2 separate regions of the Homo sapiens genome follow, and region 2 is linked to region 1. A link is a contact called in ENCODE Hi-C or POLR2A ChIA-PET data. All regions are on one chromosome and are shown on one strand. The core of a region is the stretch at or near the end of the contact, and the rest is flanking DNA. Distances in the headings are between cores, read along the strand shown. Region 1 overlaps SNX29 (sorting nexin 29). Region 2 overlaps SNX29 (sorting nexin 29).

Region 1 (5,720 bases), core at 1,519-4,018:
CCCTGTTCTCTGTTGGATAAAGGAACCTCCCCCATCTGTGACATTCCCTTGGGCCCAGGCTTATGACCTGCACCTTTTCTGACACCTGCCCCCAAAGCACAGGATGTGAATTGGTCTCTCTCCAGATACCCCACGAGGAAGCACCTTGGACATTCTGCACATGATAATAATGCAACAGTCCCCCATTGCTGAGAGATACTAACCCGTGAGAAACAAGTATGCTCTCAGCTGGTATTGAACTGGTGGGAGAAACTGCCTCCTACTTTTATAATACTGAATTATTCACAAAAAACCTGGTCTGCTCTCCAAAATGAGAGCATGTTCCTGGGAGCCACATGGGGACCATCCCCAGCTGCCTGCTCCTGGTACCTCCCCCATGATCATGCACAGACCGTAGAGTCGAGTCATCTCGCAGATCCAGACCATCTCCTCTCATTCTCACTCTAAAAATGCTGGTGGCCCGCACATGACAGCAACTCCCCGAAGCCTTCCCTTTGGAATCCCATAGAATGTTCTGCAATGATTGGGTCCATCTTGCTGCTCAGAAGAATCCCGTCCTGCTCTCTAGTGTGGTGGGATGAACTTCAGGCAACAAACAACTGGCAGGGTTCCCAGTTCCTGGAGTTATGGAGCAGAAACACCCAGGCCTAGCAGAATTGTGGCTGAAACCTGGTGCCCAAATTCCACACCCTGGAAATGTGTCAACTGCCTGTCAGCCTGGATTCAATTCTGAGGGCTAAGCCACGACCTTATCCATGAGTGGCGAAGACACCCCTGAGGAAAGGATTGCTTGCACCTCACATCTGTCTTCTTCTAAGATTACTCGGAGATTTTCAAACAACATCTGAGAACAGAAGCCCCCTCCCCTACTCAGAGAGGAACGAGGGTGGCCCACCTCTCAAGGGCCTTGGATTCCTGGGACCACCCTTTGCTGGGAGGAAGAATCCACACCGAATCCTTCTGTCTTCATGGCCTGCTGTGCTGAAACAGAACAGCAGGTTCCATCTTTCACATCTTTTTTTCTCCCCCAGATGAAAGACGACTCAGGAACGGTAGGGCTGGGCAGAGGTGTCTCTCCTTGAGAGACAACAAAAGCTTCTAAGGGAGGGAGCTTAAAGGCTGCTAGAAACCTAGCCCAACCATCCACTCCTGATCTGAGACAGAACCTTCTCCGCCACTCTTCCTGCAATCAGTGTGAAATTCCAGCTTCTTTGATTCCCACTTAGCAGTATGCTCCAATCACGTTGCTGGCAAGGCATTTTAGAGTTTGGAGCTGAGGTTCAAAGCCCCCTGCATTTCTCTACTGGCAGGCCCTGGTGAAGGAAGACACTTTCAGGGAAGAGGCTCTTACAGTCTATGGTGGTAGCCATCTTCACATCCAGTCACCAGTTGCATCTAGGGAGCTGCTGGCTATAAAAGGGATCATCCAGTGGAGTTGTAAACAAGGGAACCATCTTGCAAGATCTAGGAAGAGGAAGGGGAGGGATGTGGACTGGGTCTGATCACAGCCCTTGGCCCTGCTTCATACTTTGGAGCTTATTAAGATCAATTTTGATAACCATGTAATTTCTTAGAACCATGGCAGGTAGTATTGTGCTTTAAAAACCAGAGGCTCCTGAAAGTCGTTTACACCAGGTGGATTGATACCATGGCTGTAGCTGATGCAACTAACAAGTACTGGGGCCAGTGATCACAATCCAGGTTGGAAACAGGAGTGAAGCCCACCAGCCTGCCTGGTTGATGGACAGCAGGCTCTGCCTTCTGGAGGCGGCTTATATCCCAACAGCCTGAGGCAGGGCTCTGTGGCCCAGGCCGGCAGTGGCTGCCTCTCTTGGTTCTGCATGGTACATTTTGCCAACCCTGAGGACCAGTTCTTGGGGTTCCAGGCCTCGGCCTTCCTGCTCCACGTGCTCAAGCCCCCACAGGGGGCTGCGACACCATCTGGCTCCTCACAGGGAGGTCCAGCCATGTTCTCTGGGCTCCCAGTGAGCCCCCTCCCCTCCGGCTACCCCCAGAATCCATCCTTCATTCCTCCACCAAGCTCCTGTGTGAGCTGCAGCACCCACACGGGGGAAGCCCTGCACTCCAGCAGCATCTTCCAGCCTTGGCACAGAACTGATGGCAAAGGAAGGGCTGGGTTTTCAGCTTCTGGGACCCGAGGAAGACCCCACCTCACTCCTCCTTCCCCAGTACATCAGACTGGTTAGGAGGCATCCCAGAAGGGGCAGCCTCATGCCCAGGTTTCAGCCCTAAAGGTAATGATTGTCTTGACTCTGCCTTGGCATTTCGCTCGGAATCACGGCAGACTTGGAGTGTTTCTTCAAGGCAGGCATCTGCTTATGAGCAAGGTCAAAGATTTTTCAAAATATTGTGCATTAATTCATTAAAGCTACTGTTAAATATTTGCTGTTTTTAGATTGGCGTCCGTGCTAATTCTGCAGTTGTAGCACTGTATATTTTATCTCATTTCTGTGCCAAGAAAGTTCATCTTTATGTTTTTCTAATACACAATCTTGATCTTGTTTCCAAAATAAAGCTTCAGCTCCTTGGTCAATAGAAGTAAGGGTGTAGCCATCCAGGGTCTCCCGGCTCTAGGCAGACCGGATCCCGCAGTTCATCCCATGGTTGTTGAAATGTACCTCGATCAGTCATCTCTGGTATTCCTCACTCTAGCCATGAGCCATTGCCATCTTATGGGCCCGATTTGGGTACTCTGAATTATGTCATGGAGTAGACAGTTACTTCTAAATCCCAGCAACCAAGTTGCGTATCCTTCCTTATAGCTAGTTTCTATAGAGAAGTGAAAAAGAAATCTGGCTTCCTTAATAAGATAGTTGAGCCTATGACATTAAGGAGCAGCGCTGCTGGCGGAAGATTCTAGATTCACTGGTGGTTTAAGAGGCCCAGGGATTTAGTTCTTACTGGTGCGTAAGTGTTTTCCCATCCTAACCGGAAAACCACTCACCCAGGCTTCCCCCACTTCCCCTCAAATTTTCTCAGCTCTGCCGCTGGTCTCCATGAACGGCAAGGGGAACCACCACTCATTCACTGTCAGTGTAGGTAAGACAGAGGATGCCCTTGCAAAAATTGGGACTGAGGACAGTAGCACACGGAATGGTGGATCGTACATTTGCACCCAGAGCTACTAAACGCTCAGTGACCCCAGAGACCATTAATTTCCCGGAGTGAAGGGGATGGGGGTAGAGCTAATTGGAATTTTTATTATCCAGGACTCATCCTAAGAAGAATGTTGGCCTCTCTTCATCCCTGGCTTAGCCGTCAGGTAGAACGCTTACTCACCTGACACCGACTTCTTAGAGAAGCGAGTCTTTTTTGAATGGAGGAGCGATGGTAACCCCACTAGGGGGCGCCCATGATCGGCTCCCAGTGCACCCCCTTAAGGGTAAGCAGGCCACATATCTAGAGTCTGATAGTCTGTGTGTACATAAGGTCTAGAAGTCTGTGGAAACGCCCTGAAACCTGTAGTATTATCTTAACTACCCTCTTATGTTAAGGTTTACATAATAGGATTTTTAAACAAATGTGTTTAATTTTTTAAGATCTCTTGTATTAAAATTTTCTTTTGGAATAAGCTGTGGAAATTTTGTTACAACCTGGTTGAGATCAACCTCTTTACAATGACACAAATTGTGACATTTTATAAATTAGATACTTCAGTGGATGGTCTCTGTCTCAGTTCTTTTTCAACAACTGGAGATTGAGGTGAACTTAATACACGTGGATCAACTGAATTGAAATGGAGCAGAATCTCATTTTGAGTTAATTAGGCAGATTTGGATAAACTGGCAATGCAGCATTAAAATTTCATACAGAAAACACTCCTCATTACAGGTACCTATGTATTCACTTCTAGAAGAAACAATTATTAGGCGGCTACTGTATACCAGGTGCTTGGCATACAGCAGTAAGACAGGTAAGGTGTACTGTTGGAGTCGCACTGGACATGAAGCAGACAGATTTTTAAGAAGTCAACCATCCGGATAATTTCAGACCACAGTAAATATTGCAAGAGTGACAGGAATTAGAAATTCTTGGTCCCAACCAAGAATCTACGTTCAACAGCCTAGGCACTGCTGTCATTGGGGACTGGATGATTCTGTTGTGGGGGGCCGTCCCGTACATTGTAGGATGCCTCCACCTGTTAGAGGCCAGGGGCACCCCTTTAGTTGTAACAGACAGATGTCCAGACATGGCCAGAGGTCCCCTGGGGGGAGGGGGGCCAGTGGAGAGCCATGGGGCTAAGGCCAAGGGGTCCTCTTGGCTAAAGTGGCTTTTTTTTTTGGAGACAGTTTTTTACTCTTGTTGCCCAGGCTGGAGTGCAAAGGTGCCATCTCCGCTCACCACAACCTCCGCCTCCCGGGTTCAAGCAATTCTCCTGCCTCAAGCCTCCTGCGTAGCTGGGATTACATGCATGGGCCAGCACTCCTGGCTAAAGTTTTATGTTTTAGTAGAGACAGGGTTTTTCCATGTTGGTCAGGCTTGTCTCGAACTCAGACCTCAAGTGATCCACCCACCTCAGCTTCCAAAAGTGCTGGGATTACATGTGTGAGCCACCACACCTGGCTGGCTAAAGTGACTTTTAAGCTGAGACCTAAAGGATGAAAAGAAACTCTGCACTGCCCCCACACCTCCCAAATAATTTACACTGGCTTAAGTACTCAGACCCTGCAACAAAATAGGCAACATTTTTAACCCAGTTATGGTAACAGAGAAAAGAAAGGCTCCTGGGATGAGAATCCAGGCATAAAGTCAGTTCCCACCAGGGCCGCATGAAGGGCATTGTTGCAGGTGGCTCTTAAAGCCCGGCTGCGCAAAGGCTGCTGTGGGCTGTCACAGATGGAGGCGATGCGTAACCATTTCTGTCTGGGGGTGGGGGTGATGTGGGCACTATGCCAGGCACCCCACAGCTGCGTTGCCATGGGCATTAAGTCAGGAGGCCGCACTTAGGGGAATGCAGAGGGACGTCAAGGCAGTCTTCAGGCTGCTGCTCCTGTCCTGCACCATCCTAAGTGACCCTCCCAATGCCACCTCCATCAGCGCTGTCCAGCAGAAATACCATGTGAGCCATGTATGCCATTTAAAATTTTCAGCCAGGTGCAATGGCTCAGGCCTGTAATCCCAGCACTTTGGGAGGCCGAAACAGGAGGACAGCTTGAGGCCAGGTATTCAAGACCAGCCTGGGCAGCATAGCAAAACCCTGTCTCTAACAAGGTTTTTTTGTTTTTTTTGTTTTTGTTTTTATTTTTTTTATTTTTTTTTTTTTTTTTGAGACGGAGTCTTGCTCTGTCGCCCAGGCTGGAGTACAGTGGCACCAATCTCAGCTCACTGCAACCTCTGCCTTCTGGGTTCACGCCATTCTCCTGCCTCAGCCTCCCAGGTAGCTGGGACCTACAGGCAAATGCCTCCATGCCTGGCTAATTTTTTTTTTTTTTTTTAAAGTAGAGATGGGGTTTCACCATGTTAGCCAGGATGGTCTGGATTTCCTAAACCTCGTGATCCACCCATCTCGGCCTCGCAAAGTGCTGGGATTACAGCAGTGAGCCACCGTGCCCGGCCCAGTTTTTTTTTTTTTTTTTTTTTTTTTTTTAATTAGCCACATATGGTAGCATGCTCCTGTCTTCCCAGCTACTCAGGAGGCCAGGACAGGTAGATCGCTTGAGCCCAGGAGTTCAAGTCTGCAGTGAGCAGTGATCATAGCA
Region 2 (5,944 bases), core at 2,022-4,521, 230 kb before region 1:
CCTGGGGGTAAATAAGGAAGCTCATCGGGGATCAGACCAGCAGAGGGACTGCCTTCCTTGGCTGCCTTCCCCCCGGGAGGTATTCCCGGGAACAAGGAAGCTCATCCCCTCTTAGGTTCTCACCGTGCATCAGGCGTTGTGCACAGGTTCCCACAAGGGGTGTCACGTTCTCCTCACAGCTTCAGGAAATCTGTATCATTAAAGTTTCCACTTGTAGATGAGAAAACTGAGTCTCAGAAAGGCTGTGTAATTTGTGTGAGGTCACACAGCAGCATTCACACCAGGTCTCCCAGAACACACAGCCCATACTATATCCCCATAGGCAAATCAGAAATGGCTAGCTTGATAAGGGACATCATCCTTGACCTGTTGCCTTCCTGGGTGGCAGGGGCCTGGGAGATGAGACTCTATGGAATCTCTCCCTGCAGACCCCTACCCCATCCCCACCCCCAGACCCACCTTCCATGTGGGAGGCGCTTGTGGAATATTTATTGATTGAAAGAGGTTGAAAGAAACATGTTTAACAACATATGGCCCAAAATCATAACAGTGTTTCCAGATGGAGGATTCATGATGCTGCCCTGCAGCTTAGAGTCCCCCAGATTAGGAGTGTCACATGGAGGGAGAGGTTAAACTTGTTCCACCTGTGGCCGTCATGGGCTGTCCTAGGACTACACACAGACAACTTTGAATTCAGTGGAAAGAGACCTGCGCCATCATGACTGTTTCATAATAAGTGGCAGCCGGGCATGGTGGCTCACACCTGTAATTCCAGCATTTTGGGAGGCTGAGGCAGGTGGATCACCTGAGGTCAGGAGTTCAAGACCAGCCTGGCCAACATGGTGAAACCCCGTCTCTACTAAAAATATAAAAACAATTAGCCAGGCGTGGTGGCGCATGCCTGTAATCCCAGCTACTTGTGTGGCTGAGGCAGAAGAATCTCTTGAACCTGGGAGGCAGAGGTTGTGGTAACCTGAGATCGTGCCATTGCACTCCAGCCTGGGCGACAGAGTGAGATTCTGTCTCAAAAAAAAAAAAAAAAAAAAAAAAGATTATGGGTAGTGAGTTTCTTGTGAGTGGAGGTGTTGAAGCAGAAACTGGGCAGTTACTTGGTGGCTCTGTGAGTCAGGACTCTAATCCAAATGACAGAAAACTCAAACTGGGCTTAACAAGAAATGAAGCTTTTTGAGTGATGAAAACTGGACATCCAAGGATTGGTGTAACCTTTGGCAGGGTTGCATCCAGAGGTCAGATGAGCAAATGTGGATGTTCTCTTCCTGCTGTTGCTCTCTGCTTTCTTTTTTGTGGTCTTCATTCTTAGGAAGGCTTTCTCTATATGTGATGGATCCTAGCAGCTCCAAGCTTATGTCCTATGAGCTTAGCAATTCTTGTCATGAAGAGAGGGTTTCTCTCCCAGTAGCTCTAACAAGATTCTTGGAATTGACTCTTATTGGCCTGACTTGAGTCTTCTGCCATCCCTGAACCAGTCACTGTGGCTAAAGGATGAAATACACTCATTGGCAGGGCCAGGGCACGTGGCCAACAGTCAGTGGGGGCGTTTGGTCAGCTTCCCCAGATCACTAGGAAGAGAGGTGGTTTCTTAAGAAAAAGCAGGATTCCATTAGCCAAAAAAGAGGGGAATTCATCTTGGGCAGAGAGAAAAAGAGAGATGTTCACCATGAGGGTCACTGAAAAAGGGTCTTTTAGCATCAAATGAGGAATTGGAGACGATCACTTTTTAGATTTAAATCCAAGACATAATGATCAGGTTTAGTTTCTTAGCCAAAAATTGTTTTCTTTTTCATCTTTGTTTTCATCATCGTCATCTTCTCCATCCTCCTCCCCTTCTTCTCCTTCCCTGGAGAAACTAACTAGAATGGAATGCAGCTGTAGAAATCCTGGTTAATTTCTCAGATGCAGAATCTGGTCTCTGCAAAGGAAGGAGAATTTCTATTGAAGCCCAACCTTTTGTTTGAAGTCCTATTCTCTGTAACGGGGCATAAAGACAATGTTCCTCAGTCAGTAAGCATTCCTAACCTTGAGCTCTAGGATGTAAGCTCAGAGGAGGAAGGAGCTTTTATCTGTTTGTTCCCTGTTGTATCCCCAGTGTCTAGACAGTGCTTGGCATGTAATAGTAAGGATGGATGGATGTGGGAGACAGAATGGGAAGAGCATGGTTTTGCATTGAACAGATTTGTGTTTGGAGTTCTGGAAACGTTGGTCTGTGAGTCATCTGGAGCAGAGTGACCACTTGGGGGCAGTGTGAGGTTATTATCAGTAACTTGCACCTGGTGGCCAGGTAGACAAGAGGCTAGAACTGCGAGAACAGTCGGGAGGGACCAGAAGGGACGATCTCCCCTGTCTCTCTTTCACAACCCCGGCAGCAAACATCTCTAAGAGTCTGATTAGGTCACCCGGAGCATGTGGTATCTTGGGCATTGAAGCATCTTTGTGGGTTCTTGAAGGTCTGAGATCCTCCAGTGGAGAGTGTTCCTCAGTGTCCCGCTTTATAGCCTTTTACGTGGAGTCTTTGCCTTCCATCCACTAAAGGGGCCCCTATCCTTTGTCTGTCACCACTGGCATCTTTCCTCTATTTACTTCACCATGAGGTTATGAGAACTCATCCTACAGTCTCTTCTAAGCCCCTATTTCCTTACCTGTAGAATGGGCATAATGCCTTGAAGAGACGTGATGATTACAGTGAAGGAATATTGATAAAGGACCAAGAAGAGTGTCTGGCCTGTGGAACGCATCCAACCTATGGTTACTATTATTATTGGAGCCCAAGGAGAGATTTGAATTGTATTTGGGGCTTTCACAGACAAACTCATTAGAAAGTACTGCCTGGGCCCATATAGCAGACAGAATACAAGTCTTGTGATGGATAGACCTGGGTTCAAATTCTGACTTCACCACTTGTGATTTGTATGACCTTGAACAAATGATTTAATGTGTCTGAGACCAGTTTCTTCTTGGGTAAAAGGATATCATGATACCTACTTCCTGTGGCTGTTGCAAAGCTGCCTTTAACAAATGTCTTTGGCCTCTGTGCCTTTCCTCAGACTTTCAGGCCCATTGTGAGAGAGCTAGGAAGATACAGGGTTGTCAAGTTGACACATGTCAGAATAGGATTGGTTCTGCCACAGTAACAAATGATCCTCAATCTCGGTCTTTAACAAAATAAAAGCTTATTTCCTGTTCGTATGTGTCCAACATGGGTTGCCCAAGGGCAACAGTGGGACTGTTCTGCTCCACATAATGACTCAGAAATCTAGGTGGACAGAGGCTCCCATCTTGTGGCCACACCATGGCTTTCTCACTTAGTGTTACAGGGAAGGGATGGTGCAGGGTCACACGCCAGCAGTCCTATGCTATGACTCAGAAGAAACATTTGTCACTTCCACCTGGAACTCGTTGGCCCTAAGTCAGAAGCTTGTGCCCTGTTGTGCAGAGGGGGCTGGGAAGCTTGGGGAGCAGGTAGGGTGCATGGTGAGCACCAGTATCTCTGCCACAAGGACCCACTTGTTGTCTTCATGACATTCCCATTGTAGGGATTAGAGCAGCTGTGGGCTAGTGACTCCGTAGCTGCCAGGTCATTTCCAGCACAGTGCTTCGTGCCAGGAAGTAAAGAAATTTAGGCTTGAGACCCCAGCTTCATAGATGCTGCTGAGAACGTGAACTCTTTTACCTCTCCCAGATTCTGGGAGGTAGATGTGGTCTTGTAATGCTGACTGTTGAATAGAAAACAGAAGAAGATCACATTTGATGAGCCACTCTGTTGGGGGTGGCCTAGGCAGGGAAGCATTGTGATACTTTTGCACTTACCTTCACTGCGTATATCATGGGGATATGAGTCACCCAGAGAAAAAGTTTTATTGCCTGTTGCCCTCTGCAAGGGAAGAAAAGTCACAGATGTCTGCTGCATGCCTCCTGAGGGCAAGAGTGTATGCTTGGCATTTTAACATACAAGATCTCGGTCATATCTTCAGTGTCCCATGGAGAGAAGAGATTACAGTCTCCATGTTGCTGATGAAACCATGAGGCTTAGGGGTGTTCAGAGCTGTGTAGAAACAATGGCTGCCCCGTTCATGGGACACAGCCAGTGAAGTGTGGTCCCAGATTCAAGCCCTTAAATTCCATGTTGTTGTTTTAAACTATACCATCTCGTCTTTCCATTGTAATGTCTGTGGGGCTTAAGGAAGTTGTAGGGATGTGCCCAGTTCTGTGTGTCAATCAAAGCTGTAAGAATCAGAATCTTGTGTCTTTTACGAAGCTTGAGTTGTATATTGGCTCATTTAGTCCTCATAACAACGCTATCATGTAAGAGCTCCTATGGCCACCATTTTTCAGATGCAGAAACTGAGGTCCAGAGAGGTTGAATGATTTACCCAAGGTCACCCAGCAAGTTACTGGCAGACTGGGACAGAATCCTGGCCGTCCAGCTCCAAGTTCATCCCCCAGACCAGTACCCCACAGTGCTCGCTCACATTTGAGCACAGTCTTCCCTCTGTCCAGGTGCTGGTGTTCATGAATTACTGCTTGGCACAAATGAATGGCTGCATACCCCTTCCTGGGAGGAGCAAGCCAGCCTTTACCTGAAGGAGGCTCTTGGCAGCTTTACGGGAGTGCTGTTGGGTGTGAGAAAGAGACTCTCAAAGGAAAACAACATTTTGATGCTCATAAAATTTAATGTTCTTTCATTTACTGTCTTTCTCTTGAAACTTGGACATAATTTATTGAGCCCGTGGTTGAAATATTCAGGAGGTCTCTGTGTGCTACTTCGAAGGGAATATGATTAAAAACGCACACCAGCCTCCACTGATTTCTCAAGACATGAGAACACGACAAAGAGCCACATAATTTCAGAATTCACATCTTTATGTGAAAGCCTGTGCTTTCCAGCACCTTGCAGAATGAATGGAAAAGCAGCACTTCAGGGTGAAATGTTTTCCAGAAAACTTCTGACTTGGTGTGCTAGTGTTAGCTTCACGGTACTAAATAACTTCTGTGTCCAGCAACCTATTCTCGGAGATAAAGAGAAGCTGCCCCAGGCCCTGTGCCAGGCTGGCTGCTCTGAAGTCACATCTTAACCATGTTTAAAATCCTGCTCGATACGATGGAGCCCCACTTTATAGCCGAGGAAATGGGAGCAGATGAATGATGGGGCTTGGGTGTGAACCTGTTCTCATGCCTCCTGCCAGCTGACCTCTTCCTGCCTTTGGCCTCAGCTTAGTATCACAAGCCCTAGGACGGGTAGCTGCCTCCCCTTCCTGTTCCCAGGGACCGTAGTCTTCCTGCTGTGCCACTGGCCACTTTGTCTGAGAACCGTTGACCACCTAGATCCCCACGAGATAGGGAGCTCTGTGAGGGCAGGGGCAGGGGCAGGGGCAGGGTCCTTGTCACACTGATGCCCAGAGCTCAGATCAGTGCCTGGCACACCGTTGCTCAATAAATGTTTGTTGAATGAATGAAGAAACGTGAATGAATGACTGAATAAGTAAATGAATTAGTGCTTCCAGGCCTGTGCAGGGAGGTGCATTTGACCTCTTCTGTGGTTTAGCTGTGTCCCCACCTAAATCTCATCTTGAATTGTAGCTCCCATAATTCCCACATGTTGTGGGAGGGACCCAGTGTGAGATAATTGAATCACAGAGGTTGTTCCCCTCTCCTGTTCTTGTGGTAGTGAGTCTCATGAGATCTGATGGTTTTATGAGAGGTTTCCTCTTTCTCTTGGCTCTCATTCACTCTCTTGTCTGCCGCCATATAAGACATGCCTTTCGCCTTCTGCCAGATTGGGAGGCCTCCCCAGTCATGTGGAACTTGTGAGTCCATTAAACCTCTTTTTCTTTATAAATTACCCAGTCTTGGGTATGTCTTTGTCAGCAGCATGAGAACAGACTAATACAACCTCACAAAGGGAGAGGGTTTATAAAATAACCCAAAG

What was found. Hi-C counts contacts between places; a loop is a spot of excess contacts on that map. ChIA-PET counts read pairs that join two places held with the same protein, here RNA polymerase II (POLR2A). Pooled maps may share reads with other maps.
Region 2: a map of HCT116 shows a loop between it and region 1 (5-fold over the local background). The contact joins two enhancer-like sites. A Hi-C loop is called at or near these places in 2 of 168 maps with a recorded cell type or tissue (HCT116 and endothelial cell of umbilical vein) and 4 of 50 pooled maps. POLR2A ChIA-PET finds 5 or more read pairs at or near these places in 1 of 52 experiments (GM12878).

Annotation. Positions count from the first base shown.
Region 1 is chr16:12,570,608-12,576,327 of GRCh38, forward strand. SNX29 (sorting nexin 29) reads left to right here. Exons shown (of 21, transcript NM_032167.5): 21 at 1-3,680. The region is part of intron 1 of SNX29-AS3 (SNX29 antisense RNA 3); the gene reads right to left. Among named protein-coding and RNA genes, the nearest start is that of SNX29-AS3, 38 kb to the right of the region's middle. Within about 2 kb of position 2,769, at least 3 of the 41 ENCODE cell types and tissues checked have a DNase peak (open chromatin) inside an H3K27ac peak, as active enhancers do.
Region 2 is chr16:12,338,345-12,344,288 of GRCh38, forward strand. All of the region lies in intron 15 of SNX29 (sorting nexin 29), which reads left to right. Among named protein-coding and RNA genes, the nearest start is that of SNX29-AS2, 31 kb to the right of the region's middle. RefSeq lists an enhancer at 2,978-4,177. Within about 2 kb of position 3,272, at least 2 of the 41 ENCODE cell types and tissues checked have a DNase peak (open chromatin) inside an H3K27ac peak, as active enhancers do.